Linked DNA regions of Homo sapiens: region 1 is linked to region 2. Evidence: chromatin contacts called from ENCODE Hi-C data. All regions are on one chromosome and are shown on one strand. Each heading gives the region's core, a stretch centred on a gene start or an enhancer-like site at or near the end of the contact. The rest is flanking DNA. Distances are from core to core; before and after follow the strand shown. Region 1 has its middle 32 kb from the start of TNFSF8. Region 2 holds the start of TMEM245 (transmembrane protein 245).

What was found. Hi-C counts contacts between places; a loop is a spot of excess contacts on that map. Pooled maps may share reads with other maps.
Region 1: a pooled map shows a loop between it and region 2 (2.9-fold over the local background). The contact joins the enhancer-like site here to the promoter of TMEM245 in region 2. A Hi-C loop is called at or near these places in 2 of 50 pooled maps.

The regions. Positions count from the first base shown.
Region 1 is chr9:114,896,257-114,900,312 of GRCh38, forward strand. It overlaps a transcript of TNFSF8 not described here. Among named protein-coding and RNA genes, the nearest start is that of TNFSF8, 32 kb to the right of the region's middle. Within about 2 kb of position 2,680, at least 9 of the 41 ENCODE cell types and tissues checked have a DNase peak (open chromatin) inside an H3K27ac peak, as active enhancers do.
Region 2 is chr9:109,117,242-109,121,248 of GRCh38, forward strand. TMEM245 (transmembrane protein 245) reads right to left here and starts at 2,706. Exons shown (of 18, transcript NM_032012.4): 1 at 2,094-2,706. The coding sequence starts at 2,672. RefSeq lists silencers at 2,036-2,145, 2,496-2,665, 2,806-2,855 and an enhancer at 2,336-2,385.

The sequences.
Region 1 (4,056 bases), core at 1,430-3,929, 5.8 Mb after region 2:
TTTTAACAAGCTCTCTGGTGATACCAGGCACCAGGACATAACAGCAAAGATTTAAACCACTGACTCTTAATATTTGGCTTAAATTTGGGAGCTTAAAATAATCCTGATGCCTGGGTTCTAAATCCAGAGATTCTAATTTAATTGCTCTAGGAAGTGGCCTGGGATTTCAGGATTCTAAGGTATACCAAGGTTTGATTTAAACTTTCTAGTGTATTTCAAAATATCTAGAAGAGAGGATTTTGAATGTTCTCACCTCAAAGAAATAACTGTTTAAAGTAAGGGATATGTTCACTATTGCACAATGTATACATGTATTGAAATATCACACTGTGCTACCTAAATATGTACACTATTTTTGTGTCAATCAAAAATAAAATAAAACTTAAAAAACTTTCTAAGGTTAATCTCACTATTTCTAATCACAAAATGACTAGAATAGCATATAGATATCTCAGAGATAGGAAGGGTGATGGATTCTACAGCAAATATACCACACCTTGCTCAGAAAAGGGGTTCAATAAAGTAAGCAAAGATTTATTTTTTTTTCCTTCCATGTTCTCAGATGGCACAGGTAGATTCTGCTTTCTAAAAATTTCACCTTTCTCTAATAGGCATTCTTATCTCCTGAGCCCTGAAAATTCTTTTTTTCTTTCTTTTTTTTTGAGATTGAGTTTCACTCTTGTTGCCCAGGCTGGAGTTGCAGTGGTGCAATCTCGGCTCACTGCAACCTCCTTCTCCTGGGTTCAAGCGATTCTCCTGCCTCAGCCTCCCGAGTAGCTGGGATTACAGGCATGTGCCACCACGCCTGGCTAATTTTGATTTTTAGTAGAGACGGGGTTTCTCCATGTTGGTCAGGCTGGTCTCGAACCCCTGACCTCAAGTGATCCACCCACCTTGCCCTCCCAAAGTGCTGGCATTACAGGCATAAGCCACTGTCCCCGGCCTGAAAATTATTTCTAAGAAAAATAGAGGCTTTCAATGAACATTTCCATATTTTGAAAAGAACTGTTTTTTTTTTTCTTTTGTTTTGGTATGGCTTGATATCTTTTCCTTAAAACGGACTTATGTTTAAAGTGGTTTTCTTTGATTATTCATTTAAGAAATATGTATTGAATGGCCATCTACTATGTCCTAGGAATTGGGCTGGGCTGTGATTACCCAGTGCTAAATAAGATTGGTAGGGTTCCTGCCTTCTGGGAATTTGAATGTTGGAGAGGAATGATAGAGAGAACCAGGGGTGAAGGGTAAAGTGTCATGCAATTAACGATGGGGAAGCATGGAAGGTGACAGCAAGGCATTAAGTGAAGCCAGCAGAGTCAGGAAGACTTCTCTGAGGAGGTGACATTGAAATGGAAATCAGAACAATGATAGGAGTTAATCAGGCAAAAGAGTGTGACAGGAGTATCCTAGGCAGAAGGAAAATTATCTGCAAGCTTCTGGTGGCTAGGCAGAGCATGGAAGATTGGAGGAACTGGAAGGAGTGCAATGTGATTTGATCATAGAGCACAAGGAGGTGGGGCTGAGCACAAAACTAGAGAGACATTCAGGAGATAGATAGGGAGAGACCTGGTGGAAAGAGCTTAGAGTTTAGGAAGGCTATGTTCATAGTGACTGGAGCGTGGAATGTGGAGTTAGGCAAACTTGGTCTTAAATCCCAACTCTACCGTCCATTGACTGTGACATTGGCCATGCTCCTCAACATCGCAGACTCTCAATGTCCTTATATAAAGAATGGGGATAATGATGCCTATTTTTTTTTTTTTTGAGGAAGAGTCTTGTTCTGTTGCCCAGGCTGGAGTGCAGTGACATGATCTCAGCTCACTGCAACCTCTGCCTCCTGGGTTCACACAATTCTCCTGCCTCAGCCTCCCAAGTAGCTGTGATTACAGGCGCACACCACCATGCCCAGCTAATTTTTTGTATTTTTAGTAGAGACAAGGTTTCACTATGTTGGCCAGACTGGTCTCGAACTCCTGATCTCATGATCCGCCCGCCTCGACCTCCCAAAGTGCTGGGATTACAGGCCTGAGCCACCGTGCCTGGCTCAATGATGCCTATTTCGTTGGATTGCTTTGAAGATTAAATAAGTGAGTGCAGGAAAAGTCATAACATGTAAGAGCTTGATAAATGGTTATTATCACTATCAATTCCAAGAACAATCGGGAGATGCTATTGCTGTCTGGAGATGGGATTTATAAGGAGTAAGACTGGAGGCAGTGCTGTGAGTTAGGAGGTATTGAGAGTGGTGGCTGGAACTAGGAAACTGGAGGAATTAGTTGGGTGTTAATTGAGTAGGAAGTGAGAAGAAGGATATTCAGAGACTGAGATAGTCCTTGAGATTTGGAATGTAGGAATAGTGTTAAGTTCAGGATGAGTATGGTGGGGTTGGTTTGTACATAATGGTGAGGTCAGTTTGTACATGTTGTTATTATATTCATGAGGAATCAGTTGCAGAGAACAGACTTCGCGTTAGCTTGTTTGGCAGGAAGGGGTTTATCACAGGGTGTTAAATGGCTTGTAGAATTGTCAGGAGGTCTGAGGAAACAGAATCGAGATTGAGCTTTCAGGAGAAACCTATAATGCGACTCCTAGGAACTGGGCTGCTATAGTAGCTGCTGTCTCTTCAATAATCTTGCAATCAGGAAGCCTGCCCCTCTAGAACCACAAAACTGCTGCCGCGAACAGGAAACCACTACAATCAGGAAGCCGCTACTGCTGCCGGGCTCCAGAACCAGTGCACATCTGCAACAGACTACATCAGCAGAACGGATGCTTCTCCCCCACCACCTAGGCTCACCCCAACTACTAAGCTCGTATTTGAACATGAAAACCTCTGCAAACGAAGCTGCAGAAAAACCAAACACCTCCACAGCTGTCCTTGCTAGCTGGATGGACAAACATTCCAAAATTCTGTCCATTTCAGACTAAATAATACTAGAGCCTGAGCTGCAAAAGAATAAGGAAAGTATATTTTTAGCATTCCAACATGTGGAGCAGGAGAAGGCACACTAGAATAGTATTTTGGAAATGTGGGTTGTGACTTAAGAGAGCATCATAAAATCAATTCAGGTCTTCACAGTAAGTTATTATTTTTTTTTTTTTTTCTTAGTCCTCGTTGGCAACATGACCTTTCTTCTTCTGGGTCATGGTAGAAAAAAAACCTGGAAAGTCATTATACTATACATTGAGTGACAATCTTCCATCGCAGAGTTTCAGGGGAGAATTGTGAGAAGAGCCCATGAGGAATACAGACATTTGATCTTGGGGGAGAAATCTTCTGGAGCTGTGCTTGTCCTTCATGCTTTCTGGTGTTTGTTTACTCTCCAGGAAGAGAGCTAGATCCAGGGAAGCCCCAGAGTGCATTGAAAGGCATGTTTCAAACCTATGCTAATGAGGGCTGATTTCGCAGTGGCTTGGCAGAGCTGTAGCACATACCATGTTGGATTGTAAACTGACCTGGCACTCACTGGCACTTGGGATATGTGTGTTGAATGAATGTACAGAGCAGAGAAGTACTTAGAAAGTATGGAAGGAGCCATTCAGATTCCAGAGACTAAGCTCCAGGTCATGAGCTCTGATCACAGAGGTGTCTAAACCCTCGCTAGCCATGGTTAACTCAGTGTCTTTGTGACACCATTTATAATTTTCCAAGAGTATTTTTGCTGTATAGAAAAATGGCAACTAGGGGTGGGAGGTGTGCAAGAAGAAGATGTGCTTATTGTAGCTTTGTGTGTAACAGCAAAAACCTAAAAGCAAATTAAATGTTCTTGCATAGAAGAATGGACAAACTATGGTATATTCAAACAATTAAATATATAGTAGTTACTCTACAATAACTCTACTATCTAATTCCTTCTCAGAATCTCCAGTCACATAAAGGATGGCTCAGAGAATAGCCTAGTGCCCTAAGAGGTTTTGATGTGGACAAGAACTAAAAGGAGGAAGTGCTGAGGGAAGCTGGCAGAATCTGTCAGACAAGGGAGCCTCCCACAATTCCAGGAATACCACTTATTCTGGGATGGAAGGGACAAACCCTTAAATTAAGAGGATGGAGAA
Region 2 (4,007 bases), core at 1,456-3,955:
TGGGATTACAGGTGCCCACCACCACACCCAGCTAATTTTTTTTTTTTTGTATTTTTGGTAGAGACGGGGTTTCACCATGTTGGCCAGGCTGGTCTTGAACTCCTAACCTCAGGTGATCCACCCGCCTCGACCTCCCAAAGTGCTGGGATTACAGGCGTGAGCCACCGCGCCCGGCCAATTTCAAGCTTTTAAAAAATCATTAATTAGTTTGACCTTCTTTCTCCCACTCCCAGGTCTAATCAGTGTTGGCCCCTACTTCTCTTCCACTCATCCACAACCCACAAATGAAATACAAAGATGAGGGTTTATCTTCAGTAAAAAGATACTCAAAGGTATACGCCGAGCTGTGGATGTTTCTTTACAAGTGCTCAACTCTTTCCACTGAGTATCTGAGAGAGACTGGTAGAAATGCCTCATAATCATGCCAAATTACTTAGGTATTCAACTTCTTACTCTAGCATGAAAATATACTATTTACATGTGGCAGGCCTTTCTTTTCTACTTTCCTATAGTTTGATGGATATGCTCCTTGAGCAGTATCAACAGTCAAAAATGTTAGCAGAATCTATAAATGTGTCTTTGACAAAACTGAATTTCTTCAGGAAAATAACCAAGCTTATTTTTCTTAGAACATAGTGTTCTGCCTTCTAGCTAAGAAGCATTCGATCCACTTAACTGAATTGTGAAACTGCAAGATAAAGGATAAAGAGCGCTGAACTGGGCCTCCATAAAAGTGAACCACAGATTTGCTCATGAGCTGTGTGACTTTGGACCAATCACATTCTCTGGGCCTGTGGCCCACAACGGATGAGTCATGAACATTTATCTGTATGTCTGTCATCTCCATTAGAATATGTTCATATAGGATTATATGTACCGTGAAGACGGGACCTGTATCTTAGTCCTTTTTTAAACCTCTCACAAAGCCCAACACCTAACATATGCTCGATCAACTTTAAACATGAACCAAGAGGTGGTATTGAGGGAACAAGAGAAGAAGGGTGTTTTGGGTCATTCATCACTCTGCCAATAACCTCAGGCAAGCCAAAACACCGCTAGACAGATAAGGGGAATTAATATTTTCCAACTTAATGACGTCAAGGTACACTGAACTTTATTTCACTGACAAAAGAAGTGAATCAATTTGTAAATGGTACTGTTTATGAATCAATTGGCATTCTTACGCACTAAATCTCCACTTGTTTTTAACAGTCTCCAGTTAAATATGTGGATAATTAACTAGTCCACAATATAGTCTGAGTTAGGAATTGTGTCACTAGATTACCTTTGAAATCTTTCCAATTCTAAAGCTCCCTGGTTTTGTAAGAGTAAGCTCAGGTTAATCCAAGCATCACAAATCTACGTCTCTCCCCTTCACGCGGTCAGCTGCTTTACTCCAGGCGGGAGGAGGTGTGCTGTGGTACACCAGTCCCTGCACAACAAAAGCAGTTACCTAAAAGTAAAGCGTGGAGAGGAAGAAGCACAGGCAGCTCAGCACCCAGTGCCTTGCACAAATTATACAGGAATCACCTGAACTGAGAGGCAGCACCAGCCAGTGAAGCAAGCTTTGTTTTAGGACTTGTAAGAAATCTAAGACACCCAAACCCCTCTTTGTCCCTAAGTAGCCCTAGCCTGGTAAGAGGTCACCTTTCCTATCTGCAGGATGGCAAGTTGGCCTAGAATCTCTAAGGTCCCTTCCAGCTCTGACATTCAGATGCGCAGAACTGAGGGTGGCCGAAGCACCCCCGCCCTCTCCAACCAGAAGTAAAACCAAGCCCCACTGCCATGCTCTGAGGCCTCTCTCTGCAAAGCGAAATAACGATTCTCAATCCAGGGCACTGTCCCCCTAAGAGGGCCTATTAGGATTGAAACAAGGCGAAAAGCAGGGAGGCTGTTTCAAATCACGCCCGCCCCCTTTTTGGAAGAATGTCCGCCAAATTCCTGAGGTGTGAGAAGGAAAGCGGAGACGGACGGTCACTGCAGCACAGGTGTGGCCCCTCGTCGCCCCTGCACCGGGAGGAACAGCTGCAGGATTGCACCCCAGAGCGCCGGGACCACGGGCGGGGGACGGGGGCGGACTGCCGCTCACTCACCCACAGGCTGCTGAAGTAGTCCAGCCCGCGGCAGATGAGCGTGGCAGCGTGCACCAGCAGCACCTGCACGCCCAAGTAGCTGCCGAGGCAGTAGAGGCCGTACAGGAGCGGGCCGCCGGCGCCGAGCAGCAGGAGCAGGCGGCGGCGGCGCAGCGCCTGCTCGCCCAGGGCCTCGACGCCGTAGTCGACGAAGCAGAGCGGCAGGAGCAGCGCGGCCAGGACGATGGGCGTGTGCGCGCGGTGCAGGCGCTGCAGCCAGTGGCGGCCCAGGCGCGTCAGCGAGCTCTTGAAGGGGTGCAGAAAAGTGCCGCATAGCACGGCCCAGAGCAGCGGCCGCAGGAAGGCCTCCAGGATGAAGTAGACCAGCACCGCGGCGCCGCAGCACAGGCACACGAACAGCACGGCCCCGGTGTTGTAGAAGGCCTGCTTAATGGGCTTGTCGAAGCGCAGCGCCAGCGCCGCGGTCCGCGGGGTCTCCCCGCCACCGCCACTCGGCCCGACCGCGCGCGGGACCCGCGGCGCCGGCCCGGGAGAGCTCCGCAGGCTTGGCGCGTCCTTAGGGCCGCCGCCGTCGGCCATCGTTCCTCCGCCACAGCCGCCCCCGAGGGGCGGTAATGGGAGTCGGGCTAGAAACGCGGGCGGGAGGCAGGGCGGGAGGCGCGCGAGATTGTGGGAGTTGTAGTTCCCCGCTGGTTTACAGACCCACCAAGCGCTTGCAGGAAACTACAACTCCCGAAGGGGAAATGGGGAAAACGCCTCCGCCTCCTTGGTGTCCGCAAGGTCCTGCTAACAAGTTTGCAGGGTCTATATCTTCCTGGAGGGGGGGGGGGGGGGAAGCTCCTTTCACTCATTCGTTAATGTCAATTTCTCGCGAGGCGAGATCCCAAAAGGCGCCACATTCAGATATTAAAACCCAAGCTGCATACTAGAATACCGTGGGGGAGTACTTTTAAAGAACCAATGCCCCGATTCTGTTTTACTGATTTATTTAACAGATATTTTTAAAGTGTTTTCTTTGGTGTATCTGACAGGATTTTAAATAGAGATTACCATATAACAGGCCCTATTCTAAGTGGCTCACTCCTATTAACTCATTTAATCCTTAGAACAACCCTACAAAGAAGGTGTTATTATCCTCATTTTACCAACAGAAAAACTGAGACAGAGCCGTTAAGTACGCAGCCAGAGTCACACAGCTACCAAGTGGCACAGGCAAGATTCAAACTCAGGGATTCTGGCTCCAAAGGCTATACTTTTATCTACCATAGTATTTGGCCTGAGGAAAGAACTCTTGGCATTTTTCAAACGTTCCTCATAAGCCTGTAATTTGCAGCCGCTGTTGACAACTGTTTGTGCAGGTTTCGCTGTGGACGCAATCTAAACTCTTAAAAGAGTCGTAGATCAAAGTCTCAAACTGCCACTGTTTCTTTTTGAGACTTGATGTAATGTCAGTTAAGCCCCCAATCTCAAGTTTTCCTCTGTCACATGGCGATGATAATAATAATAGCTTTTGCTTTAGGGTTATTGTGTGGGGGAAGGGAAACTCTGGGGCGGTACAAGGTGCTTCTGTTCCCCTATTGGAAAAGTGCTGGGATCCAAGCCTGCTACCCATAAAATATCCCAATCAACATTTTGATTTAAAAAAAAAAAGAAAGCCTTGACTGAGTACTCAACATGTGATTGCTTCAAACCTTGCAAGTTGTCCCTTTCCTGTTTCAATAGTATTCCTATTAATTTCTACATAATTTTTGTTTCCCTTCTAAAGCAGACAAGACAGGTAACATAATCCACAGTTTGCAGATAAAGAAACTATTGCTTGATAGATTTGGAGACAAAGGGATTTAGTAAAGGAAGTAAAGGAAAAAGTAATTCCCTATCCATCTCGATTGTAAGTTTTAGGTCTCAGTATTTCAG